2 separate regions of the Mus musculus genome follow, and region 2 is linked to region 1. A link is a contact called in ENCODE Hi-C or POLR2A ChIA-PET data. All regions are on one chromosome and are shown on one strand. The core of a region is the stretch at or near the end of the contact, and the rest is flanking DNA. Distances in the headings are between cores, read along the strand shown.

What was found. Hi-C counts contacts between places; a loop is a spot of excess contacts on that map. ChIA-PET counts read pairs that join two places held with the same protein, here RNA polymerase II (POLR2A).
Region 2: a loop to region 1 is called in a map of CH12.LX, with 3 times the contacts of the local background. The contact joins the promoter of Mmp14 here to the enhancer-like site in region 1. A Hi-C loop is called at or near these places in 18 of 37 maps with a recorded cell type or tissue (CH12.LX, T-helper 17 cell, T-helper 2 cell and 6 more). POLR2A ChIA-PET finds 5 or more read pairs at or near these places in 3 of 5 experiments (Patski and embryonic stem cell).

The regions. Positions count from the first base shown.
Region 1 is chr14:54,231,806-54,236,418 of GRCm38, reverse strand. Dad1 (defender against cell death 1) reads left to right here. Exons shown (of 3, transcript NM_001113358.1): 3 at 706-934. Among named protein-coding and RNA genes, the nearest start is that of Dad1, 20 kb to the left of the region's middle. Within about 2 kb of position 2,740, at least 3 of the 3 ENCODE cell types and tissues checked have a DNase peak (open chromatin) inside an H3K27ac peak, as active enhancers do; they include gastrocnemius, heart and left cerebral cortex, where a contact is called at or near this core.
Region 2 is chr14:54,430,239-54,435,007 of GRCm38, reverse strand. It overlaps Mmp14 (matrix metallopeptidase 14 (membrane-inserted)), which reads right to left and starts at 3,410. Exons shown (of 10, transcript NM_008608.4): 1 at 3,035-3,410. The coding sequence starts at 3,142.

The DNA of each region.
Region 1 (4,613 bases), core at 1,491-3,990:
AGATATAAAAGCATTCTTGTGAGTTGCTCACTGGTCCATTGTGCCAGCATTTCAGAAACCCCAAGGCCTCTGTTTGAGCACTTGCCAAGTTTGTCCTCACTGGAGAAGACAAAACAGGGTTTTCTGGAAACTACCACCAAAGACCCGTTCTTTCCTGAGCTTTTCCTTTCTGGTGGACTGGCCTTGGTGTGTAAGGGTCACATGTTTTAGTATCAGAATCCACCCTGCTCTTAGCAGCAACCTGGCCCCACTGCAGGCATTGCTCACCTTACCCAAAGTAACTTATGAGAAGTGAGAACTAAATTACCTCTTCACAGACCTGACTCTTTCTGAGGTTTCTGAGAAGTTTTATCCACGCTCTTTAGTCTGTCCTCAAACTGGACATTAGTGCTTTGAGGAATGTGAGGGCCAGGAAGGTGAGTGGCTGGTGGAGAGTTAGGATTGGTAAGTCAAGAGCTGGCTGCCAGTCTCCAGCACCTCAACGGCCTTTTTTTCCTTTTCTTTTTGTGAGCTTGGAATTTCTGTGTGAGCATAGTCCTTCTAGAGGCTACTCTCATACAACGCTTGTGAAACATTGGCCATGTTCTGGTTATTGTAGCCTGGGATGTAACACTGAGATGCACTTAGGAGTGCGGCAGCTGTCATGTGGGTTGAGAGTTTAGATGGAAGGATTTGGGACATGACACACCTTTGTGCTTCTTTCAGGCTCACTCTTTGACGTCCCCTGGATCAGCATTCTTGAGCTGGCAGCTTGTTGCACATGGCTTCTTCAGATTCGTGCTTGACTACGAGTCTCACTGGTTGTGAGGTGGCACGTCCAGAGAACTCCCTTCGCTCTATCGGACCAACTCCACAGTGTACGGCTGTTAACACAGAATCTGCCTCCCCTCACTGTAGCCCTTACTTTCCATATTAAAAACATTTCAGCCTCCAAGTGCCATTCGTTCCTTCATGTTTGTGTGTCCGTTTCCCTCCGCTCAGTGCGCTCTCATGACTTGCTCCCAGCTGTGACTCTTCACCTGTGACCCTTCACCTTTGTTTTCATTAAGTAGTTGTCATTGCTGACAACCTGGAAAATGGCAGTCCTTTGTCCTTTGCTCGGTCAGGCAATCCTTTATTAATCCTTCATTGTCTGGAACGGCACCAGTGAACACTTGTCAGAAACTGACCTGTGTGTTCTTCCTGTTATGTCCGTTTCCATAAGCTTCTGGGAGAGTGAAATACATGTGTGTCTCTTGGGCAGTATAGAACAAGTGCAAAGTGTGTGTGTGTGTGCGTGTGTGTGCGTGTGTGTGTGTGTGTGTGTGGTGAGAGAGAGGTGTGACTGTGACTGCAGGCAGGTGTGTCTGTGTATTGCATTCTGTGTGACTCTGTGTGTACGAGAGGTTGTCTGTGCTGCCTGTGGCATGTGACTGGCGTGTGTGCGCGTGCACGGGTGTTGATTTCTCTCACATTGTTTCCCAAAGCTCCCTCACAAGCCTTGGTCTCACGTCACAGTTGTCTTCAGAGGGTCCAGTTCTCCTGAAGTAGGTCAGGAAATGAAGCTCAGATTTGTGCTTAAGACCATAGGTCTTCACAGGAGATCACTTTAAAGACAAAGCCGGAGTAGAGTAGCGTCTGCTGGCTGAAGTCTAGGCATCCTGTATCCAGTGAGCTCTGTGTCTCTCAGGAGCAGTAAGTTTGCCATATATGGGGAACAGCCCTGTCGTGTTCCCCTGAAGCTGATTACCAAATGACCCGTGCTCCAGAAGCCCTCCCATAGGACTGCACGCTGCCATAGGCTGAGGAACTCACGCTTCTGTTGCCCGGGTCACACTGGATCAAATCAGTCTCGGGTGTAGCTGACTACCCCTATCCTGGATGATTGAGGCTTGCCATTCAGTGGGTAGTCGGCCATTAGTGGTACTGGCCACTGTTGGAGCTGTTGGAAAAGGAGACTCCCAGGCCTTACCCCCAAGCGACAGAAGCAAAGCTTTGCATTTTAACACGGTGCCAGGTGGTGGTGTGCACCCGGAAGTCTGAGATGCCCGCATTTCCAGCTCTGGGTGTATCCTGCAACTACCCGGAAGCTTAACAGAGCTTGAGCCTCTCCATTCTTTATTAGCTCTTTGCTTAGCTAGACATACTCCAGAGTGAGTTAACAAGCCTTTTAGGAATGGTTGGGTTCAATATAATGACAAAACCTGGCAGGGGTCCTGTGGGCCAAGGCCTAGCACTGAGGAGAAGTTCACTAGGATGGCTGAGCGATCAGTGTGCTCGACACTCGTGCAGACATCCTGCAGCTTTCCCCGGAGAAGTGGATGAGGTTTACTTTGGATTCAATAAGCAGATATTTCAGATATGAAAAGCAATCGGACTTTAAGAGCAAAGGAAGACGTCACAACAGTACGCGTGAAGATTTACATTTCTCGCAGTGGCTTAGAGCCACCTGGGCCGGGTACTAGTTTCCAGGCGCAGATCTGCTTTTGTCTCGGGGTTGTGATTTTCCCCTTGGACTAGCCTTGGCGGCAGGCGTAGCTTGTTGTGAGTTTGTACCGTTTACAACAGTACAAACTACTTTCAGGGGTCTTGAGTTCAAATTTGAAAATGCACCATAGGCTTGCTGTAGACTTTAGTTAGCTTGCTCTGTGGCTCTCAGTTCCATACGCACAGAGAGGCTAACCGTGGGTTATTCCTCAACTAGGGAAGGGCCTTCCACAAGGCTCCCCGGGCGGAGGGGTTGGTTTTGCTGACTCAGGTACTGTATGGGCTGAGGGATGGATGTCCTGCTGTTTCCTGCAGCTTCCAGCTCACACCTCCTCTGTGTGTGTGTGTGGGGGGGGGGGTTATTTTTATTTCCTGTGTTCAATCTGTGGGGCTGCAAGCCATTTACCACAACTACTGTACATTGTTCCTTGCTCGGCAGTGGTGGGAAACAGCCCTTTGCACCCTCTGCCTACACACTTCCTGTCACCACGGCATGCAAATGTTCCTCCTGCTTCCTCTCCCGGCAGCCTGCACCTCTGCTCTTTGATCACGTCTGTGATCTTGGCCCACAAAGCGCTCTTGTTATGATTGTTGGAACATACTTGGGGGAAGTGACAGAGATTTGTTCCCTTCTTTGGGAAAGTCAGCAAGCCAGCCAGCATCAGCTAGTTTCCAGCACCTGGAAGCTACTAGCTCAGTTGTAGTTCTGGTGGGTTGTGGACTGGAAGTCTAGGCTAGTGTTTGGGTGCCTCATGACTTAAGATTTATCTTAGGGTTTTCATTGCTGTGATAAAACGCCATGGGGTGGGGTGGGGGGTGGAAGCCCCATGGGAGGAAAGGGTTTGTTTCAGTTTACAGCTGAAATCCATCAGTCGGGGAATCGGGGAAGTCGGGGCAGGAATGCAAGGCAGGAGCTGATGCTCAAACCAGGGGTGAAAGCTGCCTGCTGCCTTACAATACCTTGCTCAGCCTGCTTTCTTATAGCAGGGCCAGCTTGCTCAGGGTGGCACCACCTACAATGGGTTGGGCTTTCCCTCATCAGTTACTAAGAAAATGCCCCCACAGGCTTGCCCATCAATCTGAGGGGGACTTTTTTCAATTGACATCCCTTTTCCCAAATGATTCCAGACTGTCAAACTGACATGAGAACTAGCCAGTATAAGACGATAGCTAATTAAAAAAAAAAAAAATTTTTTTTTCCCCTGGGTATGTGTGGTCCTTTACCTTGAATAAGAACTTTAGTGAGAAAGAAAAAAATGAGAATTTCTGTCAGACTAGACAGAAATATTTTACTTACTTAATTTTGAATTTATAAGTCTGAGCACACATTTTTTTTTTTCCTAATGTGGGCAGCCCGGTATTGTGGAATGTGCTTTGCATGATGTAAAGTGTTGAATTGAGACTGTGTTCCGCTACATATTGTCTTTTGAACCTTAGAGGACCCTCTGTCTGTACAATTCTGTAAATAATTAATTAGGCGCCTGGGCTGTGCCCAGTAGGCATGGGCTATAAAGATAAGAAGCAGCCTCGCTGTCTAGGGGGTGAGTAAACCCACTTATGCCCTGTGTGTCTCGCACAGTATCAAGTGCCTGTTCCCGTCTGCTGTTGAAGTTCTATGATCCCGTGAGGTTCTCTAATCTCACAGGGATGTAGTCTCCTTTCTCCAAGTGGGGAGGTGGAGCGTTGGGTTGCCAGTGTTAGGATGTGAATCTTCTTTCTGACTCAAAGCATTTATTTGCTTTGGATGAGCTAATGACTAATGAGTCTGGGAGCGGTGATGCTTCACGCATCAGCTACAGATTCACTGGCCCTCATGGAAGGCAGCAGAACTGGCATCTCTCACATGATGCTTCCTCCCTCAGCACCATATCCAGCCGGACGGGGTCTTGCCACGGACCTCGCTGGCCAGTGGGAGGAGAGAGGTCTCACTAGGGACCCATTCTTGCTGCTCTCACAGGGATGGACCACTTTGCTTTAAAAAATTAAATATTGCCGGGCGTGGTGGCGCACGCCTTTATTCCCAGCACTCGGGAGGCAGAGGCAGGCGGATTTCTGAGTTCGAGGCCAGCCTGGTCTACAGAGTGAGTTTCAGGACAGCCAGGGCTACACAGAGAAACCCTGCCTGGAAAAAAAAAAAAGAAAGAAAA
Region 2 (4,769 bases), core at 2,161-4,660, 200 kb before region 1:
TCCATTTGAAAACAGGTTATGCCCATGGTAGGCAGAATGGTACAGTGGGGGTGAGGGAGCCTGAACAGGGTGAAGGAGTTTCCGGGACGGAAAGTACCACACTTCTAGGACCCTCACAGCAGAAATATTTTTAAGGAGGGCAGAAAATGAGTCAGGGGTAATGATGATGATGATAGGGAAGCTGTGCTCTTTAGGGTGGTAGCGAATCAACCATAATCCTAAGTAAATACTCTATGACTTAGGAATCTAGGCTTGGAGAGCCAAGCAAGCCATGTTATGTATAGACAATGAGGATGCCTGGATTCTTGTTGGGAGACACGATCCTGATAGCTCTGGTCCTATTTCAGTTTTACCCTTCTTAAGGAGTCCACAAGGGATTTCACACTGTCTAGAATGAGCATTCGGAAGGGAAATGGTAAAAGCTGCCTTGGAGCCCTCATCGCCTGCCTGCCCATGATCATTAGGATGGATCTATGGATCCATATGATGCTCTTCTCCTTCAGACTTAGGCACCCGTGGTGGAGCAGCGCTCTTGTGTGGGGTCTGGGGGTGATTCAGGAGCAGCTGACTTAGGACCTGAGCCCAAAAGGGCAGGAATTGCAACACAGTTCCAGGAAGTGATTCCCTTATGCTGACAAGAGTTAGGGCTCGAGTTGTAAACAACCCAGCCTTTCCCCAGCCAATGAGGTTGGCCAAACAAGCCTAGCATCACCTGTATCTCTGAGCCCTCCTCCGGGGTACAGGATTTTAACCTCTTGTGTGTCAGAGAGGCCTAGCGGGGTGTGTAACTCCAGAGTTGTTCCCACCGATCTGAAGGCTTGCCCTGACCTGTGCTGTGGCCTGTGCCAAGTATGCAGGAAACTCCCTTTGCTCCCAGCCTCACCTGTAGGCTCTGACCCCGGCTGGGCTATCAGCTGCTTCGGGCTTGGGGATAGGGGAGAGTGGGAGTGGCCGGCTTCCCCCCACCCAAGCTGAAACTCAGGAGTGAAACCAGGTCCACAACCCTCAGCAGATGAGGAACCGCTCTTAGAATATTCCGGAGAAGGGAGGCTGGCGGGAGAGACAGGAGTTCCGGATAAATCCCTGTCCTATGAGCCTTTCGAGATGCAGGCAAGTCTAAATAAGCACACTCATAAACCCGGCCCCAGTACCCCGTGGAGCAAAATGGATGCTTTGTCAGGAAAAGGACTCCCCGGAAGAGTATCACAAAGCCAGGAAAGAAACTGTCCCCATCATTTTCTTCCTCTCCCGGACTGGGCAAGTTTCTTTCTCCATCTCTGAGCCAGGCAAAACCACAGACTATGAAACTGGAACCACAGGAGAGGACTCTGGTGTCTGCGGCTGAGTGGGGGAAGGGACAAGCACCAGACACACCAACTGGGAGGAGAGGGCTGTCCTGGAGCTGTGGAGGCTCGGTGAAAGGGATCTAGCTGCCTCAGAACCCCTCTCCCTTCAGCTTGGCCGGAAGACAGAGCAACTCTGGTGGGTGGCAGGACCCGGTTGGCTGGCATTGTCTTGATCAATAACCGCAGGGTATTCCCTATGAGAAAGTCAAGGAACATCTCCCACTTTCGGAGGCTGAGAGGGTGGGGGCTCTCCAGCTCAACATCAAGTCTTGGATCCTGGCCTCTGGATCGGTCCCGCCCTACTTCCCACCCTACTGTGTGCCAGAAGCAAATGGTGGTTCTGGCTCTGGGAGGACCATGACCCACTTAGAGCAGAGCCAGGGCTGCCGCGCCTCCCCTAGGGCACCTACTGGAGGCTGGGGAGGGAAAAAAAGACGTTGGCAGTGGGCAGTTTTCCAGAGGCTCCTTTTGTTAGGCACTCTCTGGGGCTAAGATGGTAGCTTTAGGCCTGGGAAAGGAGCCTGCCTCCTCTCTCTGACAATTGGGTTTGGTTTCCAGTCTCAGGGAGGATTTTACTCTTTCCAGTTTCCATGCACAACTGTGGCCCGACTCCTAGGGCTACACTTGGCCTTTCAGCTCCAGGTCTCTTCAGTGATACAGGCAGCATGTGCCCAGGAGAGGTTCATTCTGAGGGTGCGCCCCGGCCTGGGCCCAGAGAAGAGGGAGTCAAATCCAGACCGTATCCTTCATTTGGGCCCTTCCCAGCCCTTCCCTACCACACCCAGGTCCTCACCAGGCTGAGTGGGTTGGGATGGCCCAAAATAAGAAGCTGATTAAATCCGTCTCCCACCTTCACCCCAAAATAAGAGAGGGAGGGAAAACTTCCTCGGACTACTCCCATGCCGCTTCCTTCAGGACCGGGGTGGGCTATGGTCACGGAAGAGTTAGGGATGGGGGTGGGGGCGCCAGAGTCAGTTGGGACACTCAGGGGAGACCCAGGCCAACCCTCAACTAACTCACCGAGCGAGCGACTCCCCCTAGTCTCCCCGCGATCAATGCAGAAAAATAATTATCAACAACAAAAAGGCCCCCCAAGGCGCCGGTAGGGGTGTGGAGGACGAGGGAGGAGGTGGCCAGGCTGAGCCCCGCTGCTCACAAGAAGAGCTTTGTGTGCGCGGAAGTTCGGCCCGCCGCGATCCTCGACGCCCGGGCCAGCGGCCCGCACCGAGGGCGGTCCAGGGGAGGCGGGTACAGCTTGGGCGCCCCCGACGCCCCCACTTGGTACGGATGCGTCCGTGCAGGGCCTCGGGCACCTGAGCGCTGCCAAACTGAAGGAACAACTCGCGTGTGACACCGGCCCGGACGGCGCGGAGTCCAGTGTCTCTGAGGCTCCCGCCTTGTGCCACAGTGCGCGCAGAGCTTGGAAAAGCGAGGCCCGGGCCCCGCTGCAGAGTTCTTCCAGGGAAGGGAGGAATGGGAAAGAGTCGGTGGCGGCGGAAGGGGGGTTGTTGGAGGCAGGCAAAAGTTGGATCAACTTGCAAGTTTGCAGATGAGGGGAGAAAAAGAAAGGCTGGCGCAGCAGAGCCCCCCCAGAGCCCATCTCTCAGCGGGGGCTGTCCCCTTGGAGACCCCCGGGCTCGCCTACCCGGCGGGCGAAACTCCGGGAAGGGCCGGAGGAGCTCACTTACTTCGGGGCTGAAGTTGCTGCCTTGGGCCCAGCCGAGGGAGGCGAGCGCCGTGCCAAGCGTGAGCAGGGGGAGCAGGAGGCTGCGGGAGGGTCGAGGGGCGGGAGACATGGTCCCCGGCGTCGGGGCGCCGGGCGGTGCGGGCTCCGCGGCGGGGCCCACGCCCTGGGGTCGCGCCGCCTCTCTTGGGGCGCCTTTGTCTTCTAAAGGAACGGAATGTGGATTCCTAGAGCGCGGTCGGCTTGGAGGTGAGGGAATTGCTCCTGGAAATGTCTGTTTGCTCTTCTCTTTTCCGTTTTTTGATCTTTCTTCTGCTTAGTCGGCGAACTGAGTTGGAAGCCCTCTCTGCTCTCCTTTGGTCCCTCCCTTCTCCCACAGCCTCTCCTCCGCCCCCGCCCCAATGCCCTCCTTTTTCGGTGGGGACGTGGTGTTTCAGCTCGAATCCAATTACAGCAGGAGAGAAGGGGAAAAAAAAGTTTGTCTTTTCTGTGGTGCAGGCTGCCATCTGCAGGGGTTGAGGCCGCAGCCGGCAACTAACTAGGAGCCTGGGTGTCCCAGGGGACGGGATGCGGAAGACTTTCTCTTCCTAAGCATTTTTTGGGTGGCCTGATTCCCGTAGTATTCAGCATGTCTCACTTGAGAGTGTTTAAGTATTGGGAAGCCCGATGGCTAGGAATGGTGGAGACATGAAGTCTAACTTGCGAGTGAGGAAGGTTGGGAGAAGGGACATTTACTAACAAGAGGGTTGTATGCTGAGACCTGTGGACAGCCTCCTTCTCCTCCTCTTGCCCCAAAGTTAAGACTGTAACAAAAGCCACATGCCCAACAGCCACCGCAATTACTTTGAATTGGGGGACCGACCCCTTTATTAATGGCTTTTACAATCTGGCTGTTCTATTAAGTGTGAACTGCCTGGGTAGGAAAGGGCTTCAAGGTCACAGGATCGGGGGAAGCCCGATGGATAGAAGTGGTGAAATTTGTTGGAAGAGGAAGGAATGGGAGGTAGGGTTTTGGAGTTTCCTTTAGTCTTTACAGTGGAGACAGTTCCTTCGAGCGCGCAGCTTCCGTGATGGCTGGGCAGGGAGAACAAAAGGAGAGGCAGACAGGGGAGAGGGAGGCCAGGCTGCGCTGGCTCTCCGAGAGGGAGACAGATAAGAGGTTGACAACTAGATATGGAAACACACCAGCAGTGGGACAGAGGCAGGAAAAGTGTGGGAGACAGAAAACTCGACCATCAGCGAAATGTAAGATCCAAGAATTGCATTTGGTCAGCGAGAGGAAGGCAGTGGGGAGAGGGAAGGAAAGCAAGCAAGGGAAGCGGTAAGGGAAGGGGGCAGGAATAAAGCCAGGTAGGAAGCTGCAGAGATCCACAGCTGCCAGCTTTGTGGTGGATGATGGGAGCCAAACACGGAGCACTGGAACGGGAACAAAGGTCCTTGCCTCCAGAATCCAAGGGAGGCTCACGATCAATACAATGAATGGTTGCTAGGTCATGGGCAGCGACCTTGTGTGTGGGGGTGGGGAAGCAAGGACCCTCTTTAACCTCTGGAACTTAAGTCTGATTATTACTCCTTCAGCAGAAGACCCCGAGTTTAATCCTTCCTATATCTGCCTTACAGTGTGAGTGTCTCCTGGACCATGTACCCAGATACTAGCTGCTTGTTAAGAAAGGGACTTCTAACAGGTATGGTGGCACATGGCTTTAAATCCAGACAGAGGTGGGAGGATCTTTGTGATT